Linked DNA regions of Homo sapiens: regions 2, 3, 4 and 5 are each linked to region 1. The links are chromatin contacts, found by Hi-C or POLR2A ChIA-PET in ENCODE. All regions are on one chromosome and are shown on one strand. The core of a region is the stretch at or near the end of the contact, and the rest is flanking DNA. Distances in the headings are between cores, read along the strand shown.

The links. Hi-C counts contacts between places; a loop is a spot of excess contacts on that map. ChIA-PET counts read pairs that join two places held with the same protein, here RNA polymerase II (POLR2A). Pooled maps may share reads with other maps.
Region 2: a pooled map shows a loop between it and region 1 (9-fold over the local background). The contact joins two enhancer-like sites. A Hi-C loop is called at or near these places in 9 of 50 pooled maps. POLR2A ChIA-PET finds 5 or more read pairs at or near these places in 2 of 52 experiments (activated B cell and activated CD4-positive, alpha-beta memory T cell).
Region 3: a loop to region 1 is called in a pooled map, with 3 times the contacts of the local background. The contact joins two enhancer-like sites. A Hi-C loop is called at or near these places in 2 of 37 single-sample maps with no recorded cell type and 2 of 50 pooled maps. POLR2A ChIA-PET finds 5 or more read pairs at or near these places in 1 of 52 experiments (H1).
Region 4: a loop to region 1 is called in a map with no recorded cell type, with 6 times the contacts of the local background. The contact joins two enhancer-like sites. A Hi-C loop is called at or near these places in 4 of 37 single-sample maps with no recorded cell type and 9 of 50 pooled maps. POLR2A ChIA-PET finds 5 or more read pairs at or near these places in 2 of 52 experiments (K562 and activated CD8-positive, alpha-beta memory T cell).
Region 5: a pooled map shows a loop between it and region 1 (4-fold over the local background). The contact joins the promoter of FOXN3-AS3 here to the enhancer-like site in region 1. A Hi-C loop is called at or near these places in 9 of 50 pooled maps. POLR2A ChIA-PET finds 5 or more read pairs at or near these places in 2 of 52 experiments (Caco-2 and activated CD4-positive, alpha-beta T cell).

What each region holds. Positions count from the first base shown.
Region 1 is chr14:89,509,245-89,512,057 of GRCh38, forward strand. It overlaps a transcript of FOXN3 not described here. Among named protein-coding and RNA genes, the nearest start is that of FOXN3-AS2, 66 kb to the right of the region's middle. Within about 2 kb of position 1,332, at least 9 of the 41 ENCODE cell types and tissues checked have a DNase peak (open chromatin) inside an H3K27ac peak, as active enhancers do.
Region 2 is chr14:89,700,452-89,703,264 of GRCh38, forward strand. No RefSeq gene overlaps it. Among named protein-coding and RNA genes, the nearest start is that of FOXN3-AS2, 130 kb to the left of the region's middle. RefSeq lists a silencer at 1,214-1,273. Within about 2 kb of position 1,485, at least 26 of the 41 ENCODE cell types and tissues checked have a DNase peak (open chromatin) inside an H3K27ac peak, as active enhancers do.
Region 3 is chr14:89,329,038-89,331,850 of GRCh38, forward strand. The region is part of intron 3 of FOXN3 (forkhead box N3); the gene reads right to left. Among named protein-coding and RNA genes, the nearest start is that of FOXN3-AS3, 20 kb to the right of the region's middle. RefSeq lists enhancers at 1,078-1,327, 2,267-2,316. Within about 2 kb of position 1,399, at least 6 of the 41 ENCODE cell types and tissues checked have a DNase peak (open chromatin) inside an H3K27ac peak, as active enhancers do.
Region 4 is chr14:89,679,740-89,682,552 of GRCh38, forward strand. No RefSeq gene overlaps it. Among named protein-coding and RNA genes, the nearest start is that of FOXN3-AS2, 100 kb to the left of the region's middle. Within about 2 kb of position 1,417, at least 8 of the 41 ENCODE cell types and tissues checked have a DNase peak (open chromatin) inside an H3K27ac peak, as active enhancers do.
Region 5 is chr14:89,348,860-89,351,672 of GRCh38, forward strand. FOXN3-AS3 (FOXN3 antisense RNA 3) reads left to right here and starts at 1,428. Exons shown (of 2, transcript NR_188029.1): 1 at 1,428-1,634. It overlaps FOXN3 (forkhead box N3), which reads right to left. Exons shown (of 6, transcript NM_005197.4): 3 at 1,813-1,949. RefSeq lists a silencer at 2,557-2,606.

The DNA of each region.
Region 1 (2,813 bases), core at 82-2,581:
TGCATCTCCTGGACCTTGTTCCCTGCTTCATCTTTATCCATAGCACTTACCACTATTTGCAAATTATATACAGTTTTTTTTGTTGTTGTTTGTTTGTTTGTTTGTTTTAAGATGGAGTCTTGTTCTATTGCCCAGGCTGGAGTGCAGTGGCATGATCTCAGTTCACTGCAACCTCCACCTCCTGGGTTCAAGCAATTCTCCTGACTCAGCCTCCCAAGTAGGTGGGATTACAGGTGCCCACCACCACGCCTGGCTTATTTTTATATTTTTTGTAGAAACAGGATTTCGCCATGTTGGCCAGGTTGGTCTTGAACTCCTGACCACAGGTGATCTGCCCGCCTCGGCCTCCCAAAGTGCTGGGATTACAGGCATGATCCACCACGCCCAGCATTGTCCATCTCCCCACTAGGATGCCAGCCCCAAGAGGGCAAGGATCTGGTCTGTCTCATTCACTGCTGTATCCCAGTACAGGACACATAATGGGCACTGAAATATTTGCTGAATGAAGAAAGAGTTTAACTTTTAATGAAAACTGTAAAGTGCCAACCATCAATCTCAAGGACACCAATGAATTGTTTGCTTACATCTGCTATAAATAGTTTTAATCTGAATAAATGACTTCTTCGAGATTTCAAAATGACCCATTGTGGCAGATTGCAGGAGATAGTTTTATCCTGTCATGCAAGTATGGACATCATGGAGAAGGGCATGTTTCCCATGAAGAAGGGCATGTTCCCCATGTTTCCCAGCTCTCATTCACCAGTCAGCTTAATGGAATTCCCCCTTCCTCCCCATAGAACCCACATGGATGAGAGGCGGATAGATATCAGCAGGCAGACCTCCTCCTGGGAGAGGCCTCTCACCATGGGGGAAGATTAGAGAAAAGCAGGAGGCAGGAAGGAGAATTCCTCCATGATGCACATGAAAACCCTGAGGCTCAGGGAAGTTGAGTGACTTGCTCAAGGTCTCACTGCCAGTGAGACTGGGACTGGAACCCACGCATGCCTCCTAACTGCCGATATTCTGTATACATTGCTTCTCTTAACAAGTAGAATCTGCGACTGGTTTGAGAACAGCTTCAGTTCCAAAACTCATAAGAGGGATTCTGAATAAATCTTATGACAGCCACAGAACCAGAGAAAGTCAGATCTGCCAGGGAGCCAGCCCTGCATATGCACTGAGGGCAGCCACAGCTAAGCAGAGAGGGGTGTGTGTCCATTGCAGCTCCAGGACCCAAGCTGCCCTCTAACCTGACTGTGCATCTCCCCAGCACACAGCTCCGATCACACATGAGACCAGTGTGGAGAGGGGGTGGGTAGCTCCACCTCGACTCTCAGAGGAACCACAAGCACAGTCACACTCAGAGCGACAGGAAGTTGTCAGAGTTCAGAGACTGTAGACTGAAAAGAGTACCCAGACTAGGCACGGTGGCTCACACCGTAATCCCGGCACTTTGGGAGGCCGAGGCCAGCAGATCACTTGAGGTCAAGAGTTCAAGACCACCCTGGCCAACATGGTGAAACACCGGCCCTACTAAAAATACAAAAATTAGCCAAGCGTGGTGGTGTGCGCCTGTAAATCCCAGCTACTTTAGTGGCTGAGGCATGAGAATCACTTGAACCCGGGAGGCGGAAGTTGCAGTGAGCTGAGATCACACCACTGCACTCCAGCCTGGGTGACAGAGTGAGACTCCATCTCAAAGAAAAGAAAACAGTAACCAAATTCATCACCCCCTGCCTTTTCCCAAAGGCTTCTTCTCCTGTTCCATTACAAAAGTGCATGCCTGACCAATGCAGGCGTTCATGAGTGTCCAGAAGGTTCCCCAACTCATATTCCAATCATCCCAGCGGTAAAGCATCTCAAAAGACCTGCTTGGTGTCTTTCTTTCTTTCTTTCTTTTCTTTCTTTCTTTCTTTCTTTCTTTCTTTCTTTCTTTCTTTCTTTCTTTTCTTTCTTTCTTTTCTTTCTTTCTTTCTTTCTTTCTTTTCTTTCCTTTTCTTTCTTTTCTTTCTTTCTTTCTTTCTTTCTTTCTTTCTTTCTTTCTTTCTTTCTTTCTTTCTTTCTTTTTTGAGACAGTCTCTCTCTGCTGCTTAGGCTGCAGTGCAATGGTATAATCATGGCTCACTGCAGCCTCAACCTCTGGGCTCAAGCAAACCTCCCACCTAAGCCCCCTGAGTAGCTAGGACTACAGGCGTGCACTACTACACTCAGCTAACTTTAAAAATTTTTTTGTAGAGATAGGGTTTCACTGTGTTGCCCAGGCTGGTCTCATGGGCTCCAGCCACTGCATCCAGCCGACCTGCCTGGTTTATAACTCACATTTTAACTCACATTTACTCCAAGACCAACTTGCCCTGAAGCCTTGAGGTTACCCCCTACAGGACTGCACCTGAATTAACCTGTGCTCAGTGGTCTTTGCAGTCCTGATATGAAGAGTATTGTATTAGTCCATTCTCACACTGCTAAAAGGACATACCCGAGACTGGGTAATTTATAAAGAAAAGAAGTTTAATTGACTCACGGTTCTGCAGGGCTGGGGAGGCCTCAGGAAACTTACAATCATGGTTGAAGGTGAAGCAAACACGTCCTTCTTCACATAATGGCAGGAACAAGAAGAATAAGTGCCCAGCAAAGGAGGAAGCCTCTTATAAAACCATCAGATCTCATGAGCACTCACTATCACAAGAACAGGATGGGGAAAACTGCCCCTGATTCACTTACCTCCACCTAGTCCCTCTCATGATGCATGGGGATTAAGGGAACTACAATTCAAGATGAGATTTGGGTGGGGACGTGGCCAAACCATAAGTACA
Region 2 (2,813 bases), core at 235-2,734, 190 kb after region 1:
CCAAGTGAATGATCCTTTGGAGTGGAAAAAGGTTAGCTGTGAATATGCTTTTGAAATATACTACAGGGGATTCTCATCCCAAGATTATGGTCGTTCATGCCTCTAGGTTTAAGTGTTGCTCAATCAGCAAGGTGCTCAATTCACAGTGATTGCTGCGCATTTCCTTGTTGATCAAGAAAATGCAGAATCTCAGCGCAGACACATTTACCAGCACATTTACCATCAAAATGAATATAAGAAATAAGATTTTGATTTAAATTTTCCAGTTGCAGCAGATCGAGAAAAATATGTGCAGGAGAGGATTCCATTTGAAAAGCTCTGATTCAAATAAGTCCAAAGAGAATGCATCTCTATGTACCTAATGTTGCCTTCGAATTAGACAGTAAGCTTTTCTCGCTCAGAGCCCTTGTCAATTTGATTAAACTCACAAACATGTGACTGACTCCGCCTCTATTAAAAACACTCAAGCCAGAGAACGACTGAGAAGCGTGTGGCTTTGTCTTTGTGAGTGGGTCTTTTGGCCAAGCGATCATTACACTAGCTAAATGGGTGTACGGTTAAATTTAATACTCCACAACTGAATTCTCCAATCGCAGCTCACTGCAAAAAGTGATTTAGAATAATGCAAATTTGAGTCCAGAATCTAGAACACCCTTCCAGGCACGGAGGTTTTCCGTTTAAATGGCCCTCGGGAAATAACACTGATTTTCAAAGTCGTTTTAAAAGGCAGCTTTTGGCAGCTGCTATCTTTTGCATATTCTCTTTCCGAGATTAAAGAACCTTCAGGTGACAACACCTAGGGTAAAAGGATGGGACATCAGGCTGCAGACGTGCGTATGCGTGTGTGCACACGCGTGCAGTCTTGACTAGGTGTGGAAAAAAGGTCCGAAGAGATTCCAAAATCAAAAAAATTCCCTTGGCCTACTCCGGCCCCGAAGACCAACTCAGACCCCACCAGACAAACTGGAAAGTCTCCAAGCTCTCAGTCGCCCCAGTCGGCGGGGGAGTGAGTGGGGCCGACCGGCCTTGCGGCCCTGCCACCTTTCGGGGCGACTCGGTTTCTCCACTGACACCCCCGGGCGCGAGGTCTGGTCCATCCCGGAGTGGGAGCTAGGCAGGGACGCCACCTGGCAGCCCACTCTGGGCCCCTGGCCCGCGTTTCCCGCAGGCGCCGGCGGCGTCGGGCGCGGCCGCCGCGCTGCCATGGCAACGGCGGTCCGCCCCCCCCCCGCTTCCCGGCGCCGGCGCGCCAGCGGGGCGGGGCGGGGCGGGCGTTGCTAGGAAACCGGCGGCGGGCCGCCTCCGCGGCGCGGTCTCTCGGCTTCCACCCTTCACCTACTTCCCCTGCGGGGCCGGAGTGGGGGAGGGTCGGGGGAGGCCATCGGGAAGCCACGTGGTGGCCCGGGGCCTCGCGGCTCATTCTGCGTTGCGCCGTCCCTTCCAGGTCGAGTTGACGGCCTTTTCCCCCTTGGCGTACAAGTATTGAGTCCCGCGCCCTGGGAGGGAGACGGCGCTCAGCAAATTTAGATGAATGCAACGCTTCAACGTGGGCTCTCGACCTCTGGTCCCCCATCCCCTGCCGGCTCTATTAGGACAATGAAGTCCCCAAACTCCACTGGAGGGTTCTTCACCCACTCTTCTTCCCCTCCAAAGGAACCATCTCTTGAACTTCACGAAATCCAGGAGCAATGCTAAGCGTTTTGTATACATCACCTCATTTTCAATCCTGTGAGGTGGGAGCTGGGAACTTCATTTTAACAGGAATAAAATGTGGCCTACAGCTGGTTGGGGTGGAGCCAGGACTTGAAGTCCAGTTGTGCTTATTAACTTCAAGTGTCTGCCTTTTTATAATGCTCAAGTTCGTCCTCTCAGCTGCCTCTTGGCTAGCCCAGCATCCCCCTTTGCTGTCCAAACACCCACACCAGCCAGGACACACTGTCTGGAACATGGTCTGACAAGGGGATTAAAAACTTGAAATCAAGGTTGTCCAAAAAATCTGGGGCATACGGTTTATGTTGATGTATCATTGATAATTTACAGATGTCCCACTCTGTAATGTACTACCAGAATAACCACTTATGATCATCAAATTCTTAGGAAATGAAAATCCAAACCAAAGACAATTGACTCATGGTAGGTACTCCATTCTGGGCTTTAACATTTTTTTTTTTTTTTCTTGTAAACCATAGCTGTTCACTAAGTGTTTTTTTTTTTTTTTTTTTTTCTTTATTTCCTTGTCACTGACTTGAAGCTCGAGAGTGTATTTTCTACTAGGGAACTGTCTTGGGTTGCCAAGGATTTGCGTGCAAGCAATTTATTAAGGAAGAGCTTCCAGGAGAAACTAGAAAGGGAAGCAGAATAGGAAAGAAGCAGCCAAGCAAGGGAGCAATTTAAGGTGAAGTTCCAGCCCCAGCAAGATCCCCAGCTAGTTCTGGAGCATAAATTAGAATTTATCCCAACTTGAGGCAAGGGAGCTGGGGTTTTCATAACCCTGCACCAATTAGTCACTGGCTATAGTCTTTCCTGGAAAGGGTGGGGGGACAAAAATACCTAGCACTTCTGGTTCTGAGGTGAGTCTGGGTGAGTCTAGGCACTTAATTTAGACGCGTTAAGTGAGTCTAGGTGCTTAATACCTCTTCTGCAGTGAAGTGGCTCCTATAGATTAAGGGAAGGAAGTTCTCTGAAGGAAGGGGTATGAACCTTTAGGAGTAAACCACTTAGAAGCTGGGGCTAGGGGCAATGAACTGGAAAGGGGGATATGAAGGGATCTGGGCAGAGCACCAACAACACCCATGACAGTCCACCCCCTGCAC
Region 3 (2,813 bases), core at 149-2,648, 180 kb before region 1:
CTCGGCCTGCCATCTGGGAAATACAGCAAAGTAGATGATATAAGAGAGGCCACCGACCCTCACCACTGTGCAATTCTTCGGCAGCTGGACCACACCAGAAATCATGTTGCCCAAGATATAGCACCCCTCACGGAACCAAGCCTAGTACATGGGTAACAGATTCATTCTGACATAGATAGTAGGTGTTAATTTTTCCCAGGCTGTGATGCTTACACACCCTTTAATACTAATAAAGCAGGAATCAAACCAAAACCCCAAGCTCTTTTTCATTATTATTTCCAGAATATCCATGGAAAAAGTCCTCAACATTTAAAACTCGGAACATAGCAGAAGGGATTTGGGGTGTGCCAGTGGTCCTCAACTGGGGTTGGTTTTGCTCCCCAGGGAACATCTGGCAATATCTGCAGACGTTTTCCATCACCACAACTTGGTGGTGGGTGGGGGTGCTACTGGTACCTGGTGGGTAGAGGCCAAGGATGTTTCCAGACATCCTACAAGGCACAGGACAGCCTCTCACAATAAACAATTCTCTGGCCCCTGCCGGACGCGGTGGCTCAAGCCTGTAATCCCAGCACTTTGGGAGGCCGAGGCGGGCGGATCACAAGGTCAGGAGTTCGAGACCATCCTGCCTAACATGGTGAAACCCTGTCTCTACTAAAAATACAAAACAAATTAGCCGGGTGTGGTGGCGGGCACCTGTCCCAGCTACTAGGGAGGATGAGGCAGGAGAATGCTGTGAACCCGGGAGGCGGAGCTTGCAGTGAGCCGAGATCGTGCCACTGCACTCCAGCCTGGGCGACAGAGCGAGACTCAGTCTCAAAAAAAAAAAAAAAAAAAAAAAAAAAAAAAAGAATTATCTGGCCCCAAATGTCAATAGTACCAAGGCGGAAAAACCCTGGGTGGACCTAAAACTCACAGACTATGCTAACGGTTTCAAGATCATTATCATGATGTGTGCCAGCCATCCCTGCTCCCCCGCCATTTGTGGTAAAGTTCAATGTAACATAAAAATAAACTATTTTCTTAGCTCCCAGTAAGCCCAGTTAACTATTTTCACTGGTGGAGTTAGAGAGACATCCTCCAGGTTTCCTTTAATGCTGCTGCTGACTTGAGGGCTGCAGAGATTCTGACAGGGTGGCTGGAAGCACAAACCTGTTTGTCAATAACAGTGGAGGGGCTAGAAGCACAGGGGTGCCTGCCAGGTAGTAAGAAATCTCCAATGCCCTCAAATAGAGCCAGCGGTAGACTCCTATCTGCCACAGCTTGTACGGGCAGAAATTGCCCTGCACTGGGAGTATCAAAAATCTTAAGTCAGCTACAAGAAAGAAACAGACATCCCGCTTCTGCTACCCAGCTGCCCCTGACCTCATTTCTGGCTCACCCCGAGTCTTCTGACTCTCATATCCAAACATGTGAAGCAAGAGTACAGAATGGAGCCAGCGTGAATCACTGTAACTTGTGGGTAGGAGCATGTCGCTTGAATTGCCATTTGCAGGGAGCCTGGAGGTCTTGCAAAGAAAGAGGGAAGAGTAAAGAGAGAAAAGGCTATTTGTTTATGGGTTAAGGCTAAAGACCAACTGATGAAAGGGGTGAGACCAAAAGAAAAACCATAAACGATGTTTTTCCTTGGCATTCCAAAAGCAAATTGTGGGTTTATCCAAATGCTGCAATTGGAAAAATCAGAGCTATTAGCACATGAAAGGTCATTGGCTAAGCATCACTCGCTGCTGTAAAATGCATCACCTGTGGAAATGCCAGCAGTCATCACCTGCCAGGGATTCCAGAATCAAGGCCACACTTGGCCACAGTCGGTTCCATGGATTCCTAAGGCCAGGGAGCCTGTCCTGTTTGCCTCAGAATCCTCAGGACCTGGGCCCACCAAGGGGTAGGCTGAAGGAATAAACGGCTGCTGGAATGTGAAATGAGGTCTGTCTACAAGAAATGCTACGTTGTTCTGTTTCCTCTTCTTCTTTTGCGCCTAGATTCATTTTGGAATGTGTGATAAAATACACAAAATATGAAATTTGCCACTTAAACAATTTTTTAGGTGTACATACAGTTCAGTGGCATTTGGTGTATTCACACTGTTGTGCAACCATCCCTACTATTTATTTCCAGAACTTCTTCATCATCCCAAACTCTGTACACATTAAATACTAACTCCCCATTCCCACCTTCCCCCAGGCCCTGGTAACCACTAATCCACTTTCTGTCTCTATGTTATTTGTCTATTCTAGGAAAACTTCATATAAGTGGAATCATATGATATTTGTCCTTTTGTATCTGGCTTTTTTCACTCTGCATAATGTTCAAAGTTCATCTATGTTGTGGCCTGTGTCAGAATTTCATTCTTTTCCAAGGCTGAGTAATATTCCATTGTCTGTACAAGACACGTTTTGTTCATCCACCACCTGCTGATGGACGTTTGCGTTGTTTCCCTGAGTGTTGCTTTTTAAACAGGATGGTCTATGGATTTAGCAAAAGCAGTGGTGAAGGGGACTGAGGATGAAGAACAGACTCAGACTCAATCTGTTACTAACTCCCCGTGTGATCTTAGGACCACATGGGTCTCCTCTGTGTTTTCAGTTGTAAAATTGAGGAACTGAATCAGACCAGTCTTCTCCAGCGTATTTTTGGCCACCATTTATAGTAACAAATAGGCTTCATTCTGACTGAGTTCACACAAATATACCATACATAACTGAAACAAAGGTTTCACAAAATAATAGCCTCCTCTGTGCAATGCACTCTGGTATTTCTTATTCTACTGTATTATTTTTTGTAAAACAAAAAGATAGTTGTAACCCCTACAT
Region 4 (2,813 bases), core at 167-2,666, 170 kb after region 1:
GCTCCTAGAAAATTTTAAATTACATGTGCACAGCTCTGGGCAACATAGGAAAACCCCATATCTACAAAAAAAAATACAAAAATTAGCCAGGCACGGTGGCATGCGCCTATAGTCCCAGCTACTTGGGAGGTTAGGTGGGAGGGTCACTTGAGCCCAGAAGGTTAAGGCTGCAGTGAGTTGAGACTGTGCCACTGCACTCCAGCCTGGGCAACAGAGTGACACCTCGTCTCAAAAGAAAAAAAAAAATTACATGTGTGGCACACACTATATTCTTATTAGGTATCACTGGGCTAGATCATGTCCAATAGAACTTTCTATCTATAGTGATCAAAATGTTCTATATTTATGCTGTCCATCCAGGTAGCCACTGGACACATGCTGGTATTTAACCCTCGAAATGTGGGTAGTCTGAACTGAGATGTGCCATAAGGTAACACACAGCTACTTCGGAGGTTGAGGTGGGAGGACTGTATTCTGAATCAGGTGCTGGAGAAGGCAGAAGAGTATAGGGAATCAAAAGAGATGGGCAAGCTACAAACGCAGCTCAATTTTGCACAGCTCATAAGACAAATTTCATAATGCAATCTCTTCATCTACACTGAGGGTTAGAATGCCAGGAAAATGCATAACAAATGCCCAACGTGTTGTATAGGCAGAGAGGACAACACACCCAAATATTTGAAACCATGAGCTGTAAATCTGAATCTCAAGCACAGTCTCTATTTCCCTCAAACCTTCTCCCTTGGGTAGATAGGATTATGACAGTGTTGAGAAGGTGCTCTGGAATTCTGTGAGAAACACGGGTCAAATTTTTAGTCCTGCTTCCAATATATATGTCCTCCTTCCAGCCCCAGCCAGAAAAAGAACAGTATTGTGCTTGAAAATTTATGTCAGATCACTACCCACCTTGAAATCCAGCACCTTTTTTCAGATGGAGAGCCATAAGGCATAGATTAAGGTATAAGCAGCCCCTGTAAATCAGAAGGATGGCTAAGCCTGGACAGGACTCAGATTTCATTATTTTAATTTCTGGTCTTCAGTTTCTCAAGGAGCTTTAAAAAAAGCAACACAATAATTCAAATACACTCAAGGTTGAAAATGTATTTTTTTTTTTTTTTTTTGCCCATTTCTCAGAGGTAGGCTTGGCTTCTGAAGCTGTCACCAAGGCATCTCATTGAGGGCAACTGCTGCAGCCAGTGGGAAAAAAAGGGTTTGTTTTCAACATTAAAAAAAAAAAAAAAAGTGAAGGGAGGAAGAAATTCATTTTTTCTTCCAAACCTCCAAGCCTTCACTTGGAGGATACCCACTTCATTGGCATCTTCTGGGTTAAGGAGACAAAGGTCATGTTCTGATGAGAAGACTCAGATCGAGCATAAGTTAAGGAAGTTTCCACCACCCACGTCACCTGCAAAACCACCACGTAGGAAGCACACTGTGAACCCCTGAGAGGGAGCGTGGCTGGTACATAAATCCTTGCTTTCTCTGCACGCTCCTTCTGGGACTTTTGCATTCACCGCAGAGAGTGGGAACTGTAAAAATAGACTATATGTTTCTGAAGAAGTGAAAGACTTATTGCATAATGGTGGTAAACTGTGTCTACTAGAACAGAATGACTGTGCATGCAAACATAAAACTCAAAAAATAGCTACCATTCCAGACAAATTTATTTTTTTTAAATATTCAGCCTAAGGAAAAATATGTGGCTCTATGAGTGGAGTAAAAGCTTTGCTCCCTGACATTGGGAAAGTGGAATGACATTAGGTAGTCCAAAAATCTGGCCAACATATGAGGCTAATTCACACTGACCTCTCCTCAGCTGTAAGTTTCAGGTTATTTCTCTCCTCTTTACTTCCTTTTCTCTTTGTAAGACCTACACAAAAATAGAAAGGAAATAATTTGGAAACAGAAAGTATCAATTTTTGCAGAAGCCCTGTAAGGCACAAATCTACCACTTCCTTCCTTCCTTTTCATCCCTAGGAACAAGAAGAATGAGAAAAACATTCAGACAGACACAGCTGTCAAGTAGAAGAAGAGGCGTCTCCTCAGCCCTGGCCTTTGCTCCCTGCCTTCCCCTTTTCCCACTCTCCCTCTTGCGTTTCTGTGGGGACTCTGGATCACTGCTGAACCTGTTCTCCCTTAATAACTTCTCAACTGTGGATTTGCCAATCCATACAACAAATATTTATTAAGCAACTAGAATGTGCAAGCCTGGGCTAGGTACTGGGGGATGGGAGACCACGGCAAGTGAGAAAGAGAGACACAATGATAAACAAGACATGAGAACTTTCTTAAAGGAATTTAAAATCTAGCAAACAGGCTGGGCGTGGTGGCTCACGCCTGTAATCCCAGCACTTTGGGAGGCCAAGGCGAGAGGATGGCTTGAGGCCAGCCAGGAGTTTGAGACCAGCCTGTACAACATAGTGAGACTCTGTCTTTAAATAAAGTTTTTAAAAATTAGCCAGGCGTGGTGGTGCACATCTGTAGTCCCAGCTACTTGGGAGGCTGGAGCAGGAAGATCACTTGAGTCCAGGAGTTTGAGGCTGCAGTGAGCTATGATCATGCCACTGCACTCCAGCCTGGGGAACAGAGACTCTGTCTCCAAAAATTAATAAATAATAAAATAAAATAAAATCTAGGGTTGATACACTGAGTGTATTAAGTGTTATGATAGTGTGTCATGAAACCTGAAAAATGTCCTTAGGAGAGGCCTTGTCTCAGAATGCCTGGAGGTCTCTGTGGGGTACGCCTGGTAGAAGTTGATGTGACTTTTGGGAAGCAGAAATTGTGAGGGAAATGAGACATATAAGATCATT
Region 5 (2,813 bases), core at 178-2,677, 160 kb before region 1:
CCAGAGCTCCTCTATAATCCTTCGAATTATTAAATAATTACTGTGTTTCCCTCGGGGTCACATTTGGCAACAAAATACTGGTCTAAAGGAACCAATGACATGACCCAGTGAGTAACACTCATGTTCTTAACTTCCTAGAAGCAAAGGGAGATGAAATACTTCTGAGGTGCAGAGTGGAAAACCCAGAGAAGGGTATTCCATGCAGCTTGGAGAGTCGGGGGGTGGGGGTAGAATGACAAAGAAACATGAGAATCTGGGAAATATTTCAATAATTAGTGTCACGTCCTCCTTCACCAACCTTGTACATCGGCAATTCTCCACTCCAATCCTGGTTCTCTTCCATTTGGGGAGTGGCTATGGCCACAAGGAGAAAACCAAGCATATGGCTCTGTCCTTCTGGACATGTCTACTATGTTGGCTGGGCTGCTTTGGAAAATCCCACTTTCTCTCCTACAGCTATATGACCTCAAGTTGTCATTTCGAATAAAGTATGCTTCCACTGATTTTTATGAACACAGACAAAAGCTGCTACAACCTTCCCCCCCACACACCAAACCTTTCAAATCAACTGTAGTTGCTATGTAAGGTTATTTGTTTCTAAGGCAACAGTGTATATCTAAGTACTAATGGCCTGTCCTTTTGCCAGGCAACAAACAGCCTTGTGATGCAACTGCACCTGTCTCGGCTACGCGTTACTATGGAGACGCTCCAGTTGCTATGGGTACCATCACGCTAATCGCCTAGCAAAGGCAGACATACAGCAGTCTTCTCAGAGAGCCCAGCTGTTCCTCCCTGTCTCTTGCTGAAGACTGATTGTCTAGGGCCTGTGATGGAATGCTTCTCAACTGAGATGCAGAAGAACTTCATTAATGCTATTTCAGAAGATCACTTTGTGCTCCCTCCTGCAGAACAAACAGCAGACTAGGAAAAGAATCTGCAAAGAAGTGGACTGTAAAATTCCTGAAGTCTATGACATCATGCCATCCCTAATTAACCTCAACTTGCAGTCCAAGGATAATTCCTCTTAACTAGGTGGTTACGATAGAAACATTTCTATACATTTTTAAATATTTTTTTGTAGAACTGAGGAATGCACTTCAAATTCAAGTACTATGTATTCATAAAAATTGATCTTAAAAATTTGGTTCTGATTATTTGGCTCTCTTTTGGAATCTAACATTAAGACACTTTTTAAAAAAGTGACAGGCTACTTACCCTCCCTTCCAATGATATATTTGTAAAAATGGTACCCATGACCTTACTGTCTCAAACAAATGGGCATGTGAGGAGGATAAAATGTCTCTATTGTTTCTACTGTTCTCCTTGAAGAAGCAAAGACCAAGTAACCACAACAAAATGGTCACCTGGGAGCACCGTCTACATGGAGACTGCGAAAGACAACAGTGGGGACAACTGAGTGAGCCTCCACTGAATGTCTGCAGAGACCGGCCAGATGAGGGGATGATGGAGTTGCCTGCTTGACTCGTTCCTGTACTTTTATCCCAACAAAACATGACACACACCGAGATGTGAAAGCTGTCGACTTTTCTTTGTAAATGTTTCTACCCAGGAAGACATGATTTCACCCACCATGAAGCCTTCTGGAAGCACATTCCTCTGACGCTGCAGCAGCGGTAAGGTTTGTAGGAAATACAACAGTGGATATGCCTCCTAATAATACTTAATTTCTTTCTCATTTACCTGCAGTTATTTTTAAAATCTCGTACGGCCTATTAAATTAATTTCCGCGCAGGTCTCTGCCAAAATAATGCCATTTCAGTAGACCAAAAAAAAGAAGTCTGAATTGCTTACCTTTGATATGCCTGAGGACAGGTGGGAGGTGTATTGAACACGTGTGGGTGTGGGTGATAAGGTGTCTTTTTCAAAGCCTGAATTAGATTTTGTCTATACTCTGGGTCTATGCACCACAACGACCCTTTCCCAATACTCTGCAAAGAAAATTAAAATACAAAGGCATTAATAGAGAATTATTAAGTACTTTGCAATAAGTAGATGTATAGCTATTATCACTTCTTTATTTTTAAAAGCTTCTCATTTGTTGACTGTTTGCCAGCCTTAAATATTATACTGACAGTAGAACTCCATAAAATGCACTTCAATCTTACTTGTATTATGTTTGATAGGCAAAATGAACATATTATTACCAGGTTATGGTGATACAACAATATTACAATTTTCATACCCAAACTACCAATAAAATGAGAATCTCATTGTTTTTCAGCGTCAACATTGAAGAACACGTGCATTCTCTTCTAAAAATGAATTTAACTGTGTCAGATTTCTAAAGTTTGGGGAAAAAAAAAAGAGGGCCGAGACACCCCCAAAAGTCCATCTCTGCTCCAGAAATTTAGTTATGTTTTAAAACCATATGACATCGGGATCATTTTATAAAAACAGAAAAGTAATCCCCTTGTTTCTTTCCAGCTTACTCACAAAAGAATGACATTTACTCTTGGAATAGAATTCTGTAATTACCTTCCCTAAGCAACAAAAGAACTCAGGCAGCAATGGTAAAGCCCAACTCAGAATCCACTATTTATTTTTTGGATTCCTCAGTTCCCAGCAATCGACTCCAGCCATTAAGAGTTGAATCTTTAGAAGTCAAACTTTAAAATGCAAATTTTCTAAAACCGTTCTGTGGAGAGAGGGAGGCTTCCTGTGAGGCCCACTTCCTGTGAAGCGTTTGGTCTATGGACAGCCTATTTTTAAAAATGTAAGTCCTTCCTTTGAGGCCCCCCGGAACTGGCAGCAGGCCGACGGGCAATCGTTCCTCTGGCCGCACACTTTCAAGT